Linked DNA regions of Homo sapiens: region 1 is linked to region 2. A link is a contact called in ENCODE Hi-C or POLR2A ChIA-PET data. All regions are on one chromosome and are shown on one strand. The core of a region is the stretch at or near the end of the contact, and the rest is flanking DNA. Distances in the headings are between cores, read along the strand shown.

Evidence for each region. Hi-C counts contacts between places; a loop is a spot of excess contacts on that map. ChIA-PET counts read pairs that join two places held with the same protein, here RNA polymerase II (POLR2A). Pooled maps may share reads with other maps.
Region 1: a loop to region 2 is called in a map of Calu3, with 5 times the contacts of the local background. The contact joins two enhancer-like sites. A Hi-C loop is called at or near these places in 1 of 168 maps with a recorded cell type or tissue (Calu3) and 1 of 50 pooled maps. POLR2A ChIA-PET finds 5 or more read pairs at or near these places in 2 of 52 experiments (activated CD4-positive, alpha-beta T cell and naive thymus-derived CD8-positive, alpha-beta T cell).

Annotation. Positions count from the first base shown.
Region 1 is chr4:77,696,645-77,702,129 of GRCh38, forward strand. No RefSeq gene overlaps it. Among named protein-coding and RNA genes, the nearest start is that of CXCL13, 94 kb to the left of the region's middle. Within about 2 kb of position 1,852, at least 5 of the 41 ENCODE cell types and tissues checked have a DNase peak (open chromatin) inside an H3K27ac peak, as active enhancers do.
Region 2 is chr4:77,650,584-77,655,999 of GRCh38, forward strand. No RefSeq gene overlaps it. Among named protein-coding and RNA genes, the nearest start is that of CXCL13, 47 kb to the left of the region's middle. Within about 2 kb of position 1,763, at least 3 of the 41 ENCODE cell types and tissues checked have a DNase peak (open chromatin) inside an H3K27ac peak, as active enhancers do.

The DNA of each region.
Region 1 (5,485 bases), core at 602-3,101, 46 kb after region 2:
ATATTTTCATCTGGGAAAAAAAAACTTAAATACAATGAAAATTGGAACAACCACTTTGGAGAATTTTTGGTAATATTTGGCAAAAATTGGCAGTTTGAGTAAAGTCAAAGATACTAATACTCCAAGACCCTGCAAGTCCACTTGTGGCTATAACCCATACTGAAACTCTTACATGTATGAGAGTCTTATGCATAAGGATGCTCATTGCAGCATCGTTCATAATTACAGAAAACTGGAACCAATGAAAACATCTATGAAAAGGAAAATGAGTAAATGAGCTGCAGAATATTCATATAATGTAATAGTATACCACACTTACCAGCATGGATAAATCTCGATAACATATTAAGCAACACGAAAAAAAAGTTGCAGAGGGATATAGTATGACACCATTTAAATTAAGTTTAAAAACCTGTTAAAATATTATCTAATAAGGGAAAAGTCTATACAAGAGGGGTACATAGGAGGTCTTAATTGTATGTGACATTTAATTTCTATTTTTCCTTATTGAAACATTTTTATTGTATTCTCTTGTTGGAAGGGGAAGATAGGGACAGATAAGATGAATAGAATATGACATTGACATTTAATTTCTTTGAAAAAAAAGTATGGAGTAATGTTAGGATTTAATAGGGGTGCATTTTCTGGTGTTCATGACAAGGTTATTTTTATTCATACATAAAACATTTTGCAATAAAATGAAAAGAATAATGCAGTAGAATAGTCAGATGTCTATTCTCCTCTATGCTTCAGAATAATACTGTGCCCAGTATTTGCTAAAGGCTTCAGGATAGACATTGGGTCACATCTTTAACCTTGAATTATCTCCACAGAAACAGCAACCACCTTGGTGCACTAGACAGAGAGATGGGTGTGGGTGCTCTTTTTGGCTCTAACCTTGAGCAATTCAATAATTGTTTCTGTAACCTTGTGCAATTCATTTCACTCTTGCCCTCAACTCCCTCAAATCCAGAGATCCAATCAATACAGCTAAGGTGACAGCCTGAATCTTACAGCAAATCTTAAAAATAATACCAGGGGTAGCAACCATGTATCACTGTCCCAGAGCCTCATGTAAGCATTTTCACTAGGAGGATTAAATGAGACAGTGCATTCATGTTCTGTTGTCCCTAATCTATACATCAGGAAACAGGCTTAAAGAAGTTAACTAACTTGCCAATGACACACAGATAGAGCAGGGTTTTTAACCCAGATGTCACTTTCTGATTCCAAAGCCCATGCACGGTCTTAACCAGACCGACCAGAGGACTCTTGCTACGTCAGATCCTTACTGTTAGTGAGTATCCCTTTTAATGTTCTGACTAGGATGGCCATGTAACTTATCCTGAAAACTGAGATACTTTGAGTGTAAAAGAGGGCACTAATAATTACTCTGGGACCACAGGCATAAACCAGGACTGTCCCAGGCTAACTAGAATACATAGTCACCATAGTAATGAGACTCTGGCAAACACATTCCAGCAGGCTTTTCAGATATATCACACAAGCACAATGGTTTTCTAGTAGTAAACAAGCCGATTGATTTAGATTCCCAGTTTAAGGTTCTGTTAGCACGAGAAGTCCTCTTAACCCAGCTGGCAGAAATAGACGGCACAAGGAGTGCCTTCCAACAGCGTCTGCCCATAGCTGTTGCCCACAGAGGAACACAGCAGCTGCTCCAAAGTCTTTCCAGGGCTTAGCCCTTATCGCCCTATTCACATTCAGGAGCATGGAGTTTCTATTTCCTCCCTTGCTGAAGCATTTAAAAAAATCTGTCTGCAAAGAAGCATTCACTCCTGAAAAACTTTGATATAAGAATGGGACGATGTTGCCCTCTGGTGTTACCAAGGAAGTGGCAAGCAGCTACACAGACTCGGTCAGGGCAAGGGTGAAGGCAAGGGAAAGCAGAACACTAGCTCTTACCAAGCAAGTGTATGAACATGTCTTCCTCCTTAATCCTTACGACAACTTTGCAAAGTCCATCCTTATATTCCTCATTTTTATAGATAAGGAAACCGCTCAGAGAATGAGTACTGTGTTCAAGGTCACACAGCGAGAAAATGTATTGAAATTTGAACCCATATCTATCTAGCATTAAAGTCTATGGTCTTTCCTTATATCATTCTATAGGCCAATATAAAAACTGGGGTCTTCAAATATTCAAAATATATTTATTGAATACCCATTTATGCCAGAAATCGAATATGAGGAAAGACTGACTTATTCCATAAAGAAATTTCAGGTTAGGCTTGGCACGGTGGGTCACACCTGTAATCCCAGCTCTTTGGGAGGCCAAGGCTGGCAGATCACTTGAGGTCAGGAGTTCGAAACCAGCCTGGCCAACATGGCGAAACCCTGTCTCTACTAAAAATACAAAAATTATCCAGGCATGGTGGCGCACACTTGTAATCCCAGCTTCCTGGGAGGCTGAGACATGAGAATCGCTTGAACCCTGGAGGCAGAGGTTGCAGTGAGTGGAGATCGTGCCACCATACTCCAGCCTGGGCAACTCTGTCAAAAAAAAAAAAAAAAAAAGAAGGAAACCTCAGAGTACTTTAAAATGAACATGTATGAGGGATAGACTAGTCACTCAGTGCCTGTGATTATGTGATCACTTTCACGTGTAATGCCCTCCTACATCTTTGTAATATTTGCCTACATCCTTTGGAAACATTCACTGTTTTCTTCACCAGTCCTGGTCTCTCTCTTGTTTTTGACCCTCCTGCCACTTTCTCGGTAGCAGTTTTCTTAGTCACCTTGTATTACAGTCATGGGTTTATCTAATTCCTCTGTTCATCACCCTTGTATTATATAATAAACTACCTGAGAGCTGAGATGGGTGTTTCACATTTTTAAATTTCAAACCTCCGTAATACCCTTTCACAGTGCTTCACTAAGAATAGACCCTCAAGGTGTTTGCAGAATTTGGACTGCATTAGATATCAGCTACTTGATGAGATTTTAATTCCAAGAGGCTAATTTTTTTTTCCAACTTGGTAGCATCCCATTGTGTCCTCTTACAGGGCCAATTAGCCATGTTAAACGTCTAATAGCCTGGCAGGATCAGAGCTCTCCCAACTCACATCCCTATACTGGTGAAAGCATAAGACAACGAACCCTGGAACTGGGAAATGGGCTGGTGGTACGGCCTCTCTCTGCATCTCCAGAGTGGAGGCTGTAGGGGCAGTGTTCTGCTATGCTTGTTTCTGTCTCCTTTCATTCCCCCATTCCCCTCTATATTTGGTAGTTATTCTGTTCTACCCTAGCACTTTCTACCCTCTCATTCAACTGCTCCCTTAAATAGAACCTTTCTGCTTTTTCCTTTCCCTAAATGGCTTTCACTGATTCTGACTCTGGCGAGTCCTCTGTTTTCAGGGAAATGTGGCTAACCTCCTGACCTGTAATTCTGCTACACAACAGCTGTCTTCCCACAGGCCATATATTAACCCTGTTTAAGCAACTCTTTAAATTCCTGACATGCTCAGTCAGCAGCAGCATTAGCAGCAGCACCATCTGCTAGGAGTTTAACCCTCTTGCTCCCTGGACTTGAATGGTGGAGGTAGATTAGAAACTCAAGCTTCCACATGTAGCTTGGTAAGTCACACGTTACCTAAATGCTCCCCTGTAATTCCACTGATTCTAAACATTAGCAAAGTAAGTTTTGATATTAAAAAGGAAAAATTCTAGTACATTTATGTTTCAGTGATATACAATAGGAAAATATTAGAAACAACTTAAATATCCAATAAATACAAAATTAAGCCATATAATAGCACAACCAAATCATTTTGAATGGCTTCATAATATTCTGTGGTTTTGACATATATGTGTTAACCTGGAAAAATACTTAAGTGAGAAAAAAACAGAATATAAGAAATAATTTACAAGTAGTAACCTTCTTGATGTACTTTTATCCAAACATTTTTTTTCCTACGTATATATTTTTTAAAAGATAGGAAAACAACTGCTATTAGTTTAGAAGACATTTCCAGATATTTATAGTAGTAACAAGTCAATGCCAATATAATACTCTGCTCTAGGTACAGCATGTTAACAACATAAACCCACAGCCAACGGGTAGCCTAAACAATTTTATTGCTTCCACCAGCTCCTGTAACTCTTTCTTCTATTAGCAATTCTTCAATGCCACCCCCATAAAAAATCAACCCTTTTATTTCCCTCTCTTCTGCCCTCTCTTTCTTCCCAAAGTCATCTCAGACTCTTTTCTTGGCACCTCTTTGAGTCACAGATAAGGGGAATAGAACAGCAGAATAGAGCAAATACTTCTCCCATTTTATCTTTTCACCAGGGCTCTCCTCCCTATGTCCCTGAAAGTACACAGGTCACTGTCACTAAAGAAAAACTGGTGGCCCCTGAATACACAATTCCATTGGAAGGTGACAGTCCTACCACTGTAGTTTCAGACAGGCAAGATCATAATTTTGTATAATAATTGCCTAATTCCAGAAAATGGGCACAAAAATATTGTTTGCTTCCCAAAACCATAATGGAGGTTACTCTCAGGCCTTTGCCATACATGCTAAAAAAAAATTCTTATTTCTTTTTCTGGCATTTATTTTCAGCATATGGTGATAGTTGCTGAGAGCCCACGTGACCTAACACTTGTCCCACCAGACAGCTGAGTATTTTTACTGATGGACACTGGCATCTACTTGGAGGAGCCTCTTTAATATGTATTTAGGCAGCAGGTGTTCAAAACACAGTTCAGTCCTGTTATACAAAGAGCCATTTCCAGTCATTCCATTTGTATTCAGAACGTAATCAGATCAAGGAATAACTCTAGATAATATTAGAGAAAAAGGGAGGACAATTATAGGTTCATAACTCTGCCCATCCACTGTAGCTTGGAATTTGGGAAGAGTACAGAGGAGAGGTGCAGATTCAATTAATTTCTTGATAAGTTTTCCATTTTATGAGTTCCCACACTTGATTATATAGCAATACCCTATTCCCTTATAGCACAAACACACATGTATACCACCATGTCACCATGGATTAAGTTCCTGAATATCTACAAGATGAAAGAAGTTGAATTTGGGAAACTTAAGAGCCTAACGCATAAACAGGAATGAGAGACTGAGATTAGTGGTGAACTTATGTCAGTTCCATAAAATTAATAAAACTATAAAAGAGCACAGTAAATAGACTGTTGATAGCCTTTTGTGCAACTTAAATTAGTAATAATGGGTCTGTACTGAATAAAATGGAGAGGAGAAAGATAGGAGTTCTCAAGTCCTAGTGGTCTTGACTGATCTTTCTTTCCATGGCTCCTCAAACTTTAAACTAGTCTTGATTGGAATCTTTTACTCACCCCACCTAAGAAACACAAGAGGAGGAACAAGACTAATGATGAACGATTCATTTAGTTTCAAAGATAGTGAAATTAGGTGTGCCCAAGAATTTCCCAAGAGGCAGTTAGAAATAGAGAACTAAAAGAGATTAGGAGTGGAGACAGACATTAGGG
Region 2 (5,416 bases), core at 513-3,012:
AGAGGGAGGGCAGTTACTCTATAAGAAGAAAACTAGGAAGGAGGAAAGAATGAATGTAAATCTGACAGGGAATAGAGATCTGGAAATGGGAAAGTAAAATGGGTTTTCCAAAACAGCTGCAATTTTCTTTATGAAATTAGAAGTAATAGTAGAAAGTAAAATTCTGACTTATCTGCTCATTGATTAGCTTGTATACTACTTGCCAGCATATATTTGAGAATCCAATAAATGAATGAATGTTGACCTTTGTTGTGTTTTTATAATGGTTGATAAAGTTTTTAGTAAAATTGCTGAAAAGGTTTTAAAAATTCCAAATGATCACTTCCAGCTAGCTTTTGGGCCACCTATAAATAAATCATTTCACAGCTGCTAAAGTGGAGTTTGGAAATCCCCTACTCAAATGTAAACAGAAGACTCTCCCAATGTACTTTTCTTTTTCTTTTTTTTTTTTTTTTAAGCTCAGTCAGCAGGACTCAAAACTTCCTTCACTCTCTGTGAAAATTAAAGGGAAGCCGTGACTTTATGTGGTCTCCATAGATGGAAACCATTTTGCATTTATGCTCTCTGATCTTGATTGATCCCATAACACTGTTCTCAATCTTTTATCTTTGGAAGGAAAAAAAATGGTGATACAGAAGACATGGAGATTAAAATAATAAATTCCTATTTTCCCAGCTCCAGAATCAACAACTGCTAACATTTAGTCATATTTACTTCAAATCTCTTTTTTTCTTTTTACTAAAAGGCATGAAATGTAACCAGTAAAGTTGAAAAGTCCTTGAGTGTGGAAAAGTCAATAGAAAAAGCTTGGTGGCCAGGTGCAGTGGCTCACGCCTGTAATGCCAACAATTTGGGAGGCTGAGGCGGGCAGATCACTTGAGGTTAGGAGTTTGAGATCAGCCTGGCCAACATGGTGAAACCCCATCTCTACTAAAAATACAAAAATTAGCCGGGCTTGGTGGTGCACATCTGTAATCCCAGCTACTTGGGAGGCTAAGGCAGGAAAATCGCTTGAACCCAAGAGGCAGAGGTTGCAGTGAGCCAATATCACACCATTGCACTCCAGCCTGGGCAACAAGAGTGAGACTTTGTCTCAAAAAAGAAAGAAAGAGCTTAAAGATGTGGGGGATAATCAGTTGATCAAGGTCCTTAGAAGGTGATTGGTGGTTCATGACAGTTATGAGGAGAAAGTATGACAGAACACTGGGGAAAAGATTAGCCTAGGAAAGAGAGGAGTCCTCCTCTTCTCTTAGGAGAGGGCAGTAGAAAGATTCAAGTTGGTGGCAGAAAGTTGAGAAAGTTTTTGTCTTATTGTTGTTACTTTTTCTGTGAGGTAGAAACTCACTTAAGCCCATCCATTTGTTAAGCTTGAAGGGGAAGTTAGTGTGCTCAGGAGCTTGAAGAAAATGGAGATTTGAAGTGCAGGAGGCAAAAGGGACCTGATATGGTTCTGGCTCAGTAAGTTACTTCCTCTGGGACTTTAGTCAAATCTGAATATCCTCTGTTGCAGTATCTTCTGTCAAAGGATAGAATTACAACAAATGGTGTCTAAGGTCTTTTCAGAATGTGAATCACAGGGTCTACCTTCAAGTTAACCCAAACCATTGGAAAGGCTTCTCCCAGAATTCTCATTTTAGGAGTGCTTCAAGGCAGGGCCACCCTTTACAATGTGATTCTATTCAATGGTCTGGGAAGCTGGCTGGCTGAAAAATTTCAGTGTGTTTCCCTCATTGTGAGTTGTGACACAGCTCCTCTGTTTTAAAGATGGCACTTTGCCAGCATTAACTAACTTCGTTGTTCATGACAGTTTTGAGGAGGAAACGGTGACATGCAGTCCAAAGTCTTGAGTACTTTATGCCATGCCAAAATGCTATAAAATCATCAAGTATCACCACTTAAAAGAATTTTAGCAATCATTTTATTCAAACACTCAACCAGAGCACGGGGTCACATAGAAAGAACATTGCACAAATAGCATTGACTGATTTTTTTTTCCATCCTTTATGACTTTGGGGCACAGTATTATGTTCTTGTTCTATGCCAAAATAGACTTTACTATGACAAGTATAAGCTACCAGGAATATTGTGACAGCACAGACACTGTCAGTGATATTGTCAGTGACATTGTCAGAGTGACAGCAGACAGACTGTTAAGATGCACCTCAGAATAGTACTTAGTCCTCATGAACTCCTTTAGCAGCAGCAACGATAGGAAAAAAGCTGTCTTGACTTCTGGTGGTCCTGTTCCAGCTACCTCTTGGTTAGCTGAAGTTTGCTCTCCGATAGATTTCTTAAGAAGGGGCCTTCAGAGCAGTAATTCATGAGTTCTTGAATGTCCAAAACTTCCTTTTGCCTTTATCCTTGAATGGCAGTTTGTCTAGATTATCCCTAGCACAACTGACTAGTCATAGTTCTCTATCCTTTCCTCATTGCATCCTTTCTTGCTTTGAAGGAAGGTGCATAACCAATTTTTTTGTAAGAATAGTCACTAATATTACTTGAAGGGTTATAAGAGATTTTTAAGTTAACACTCAGTGCAGTTATACTGTTATATCCTTTATATTTATGCCTTTGGGGAAAGGGATGTCTGTTATCTGAGAAATGGTTATGTTAAAGAAAAAAACAAAATGGTCTTGGTTGAGACTTGGCTGGAAATTACATTTCTAAATTTGTTTACTGTTTAAGAAACAAGCTACTCTGAAAAGATTTGATCACCACATATTTAGTGTGTGTTCAAAAGTAATTATTAACACTCCACTCCTGCTTGCCAATGAATATTGATTGTATTGTCCCTACAGAGAGTAAAAGAAATCTCAGAAGTCCTCTACCACAGAGGAACTTGCATGACAATATAGCACTGTTCTCTGTTATTGAGACTATGGTAATACAGCTTTCTAATCAACCAGTAGGGACTTTTTCCTTTAAGTTTCAACATAATCCAAATGAGCAGCTAACATTGTTGGTTTAAGATAAGGATCTTTTTTACTGGAACCTTATATAGGAGAGAATAATGACAGTAAACAAAACCAGCGTGCTCAGAGATGTGTGACTTCAAATATGCTATTGTCGTTGGTCTTGGGCTCACCTTATCCTGAGGAATATTTCCTTCCTCTTATTAACCTTTATCATTAGAAACAGAAATATATCTAATCTTAAGTGAGGTGAAGAAAACACTACTTCACCTGAGTACAACTCTGAGATCATGAATTCCCAGAGTTGAAAAGGACAGCAGAAGTCACCTAACCAAATAACCTAATTGTCCAGATGAGGAAAAAGTAATCTAAGTTGACTAACAGCATTGCCAAGGTCACATAACTAGTAGATCTGAGAGTAAAGCCCGAGCCAAGATGGCTCATACTTCCTTATCCAATGTTCTTTTTGTCATGCAATCCTAATCTTGATATAGAAAAAAAGAGGAAGACACAGAATTCCAGACCTAATTGTATTAACAGAATACAATTTTCAAAGCAAAATGAACTAAGAGCCAAAGATACATACAAATGAAACATTCCCCTACTCAAAGACATTCTTGGCTTCCTGTAGTTTCAAAGTCTATTTGAAATCTTTGTCTCCTGCCCTTCACACCATTCCAATAGCTTGGAGACTGATGTCAAGATTTCAAATCTAAAACACAAAATGGCAAAATCAATTTGGTCTAATTCTTCATACTTAAGTCAATTAAATCTGTGATCTCATAGAAAAACAGTTTCTTAGATGATCGTCATGGAATAAATAAGTTTTGGACCCAAGTCTTTGTAGTGTCTATCATTCTGTTGCCCACTGGGATTCTGCTCATTACAAGAGAGTCATCAAAAAAGAAGTTCCAGAAGTTTAATTCAAAAAACAACATTAGGAGTGGCTGGCAAGATGGCCGAACAAGAACAGCTCCAGTCTGCAGCTTCCAGCAAGATCAATGCAGAAAGTGGGTGATTTCTGCATTTCCAACTGAGGTTCCCAGCTCATCTCACTGGGACTAGTTAGACAGTGTGTGCATCCCACGGAGGGCGAGCTGAAACAGGGTGGGGCATTGCCTCACCTGGGAAGCACAAGGGGTCAGGGAACTCCCTCCCCTAGCCAAGGGAAGCTGTGAGGGACTCTGCCATGATGAACAGTGCATTCCAGCCCAGATACTCCACTTTTCCCACAGTCTTCGCAACCCACTGACAAGGATATTCCCTCGGGTGCCTACACCACGAGGGCCCTGGGTTTCAATCACAAAACCGGGCAGCTGTTTGGGCAGACACCAAGCTAGCTGCAGGAGTTTTTTTTTTTTTTCAAACCCCAGTGGTGCCTGGAACACCAGTGAGACCTAACCATTCACTCCCCTGGAAAGCGGGCTGAAGCCAGGGAGCCAAGTGGTCCAGCTCAGCACATCCCACCCCCATGGAGCCCAGCAATCTAAGATCCACTGGCTTGAAATTCTCACTGCCAGCACAGCAGTCTGAAGTTGACCTGGGATGCTGGAGCTTGGTGGGGGGAGGGGCAGCTGCCATCACTGAGGCTTGGGTAGGCGGTTTTTCCCTCACAGTGTAAACGAAGCCGCCAGGAAGCTCAAACTCGGTGGAGCCCACCACAGCTCTGCAAAGCCGCTGTAGCCAGACTCTAGATTCCTCCTCTCTGGGCAGGGCATCTCTGAAAGAAAGTCAGCAGCCCCAGTCAGGGGTTTATAGATAAAACTCCCATCTCCCTGAGACAAAGCACCTCGGGGAAGGGGCAGCTGTGGGCACAGCTTCAGCAGACTTAAACGTTCCTGCCTGCCAGCTCTGAAGAGAGTAGCAGATCTCCCAGCACAATGCTCAAGCTCTGCTAAGGGACAGACTGCCTCCTCAAGGGGGTCCCTGACCCCATGCCACCTGACTGGGAGACACTTCATACAGAAGAGCTCTGGCTGGCATCTGGCGGGTGCCCCTCTGGGATGAAGCTTCCAGAGGAAGGAGCAGCAGCAATCTTTGCTCTTCTGCAGCTTCCACGGGTGATACCCAGGCAAAGAGAGTATGGAGTGGACCTCCAGCAAACTCCAGCAGACCTGCAGTGGAGGGGGCTGACTGTTAGAAGGAAAACAAACAGAAAGGAAGAGCATCAATATCAACAAAAAGGACGTCCACACAGAAACCCCTTCTGAAGGTCACCAACATCAAAGACCAAAGGTAGATAAATCCACGAAGATGAGGTAAAACCAGCACAAAAAGGCTGAAAATTCCAAAAACAAGAATGCCTCTTCTCCTCCAAAGGATCACAACTCCTTGCCAGCAAGGGAACAAAACTGGAGAGAGAATGAGTTTGTTAAATTGACAGAAGTAGGCTTTAGAAGGTGGGTAATAAACTCCTCTGAGCTAAAGGAACATGTTCTAACCCAATGCAAGGAAACTAAGAACCTTGTAAAAAGGTTAGACGAATTGCTAACTAGAATAACCAG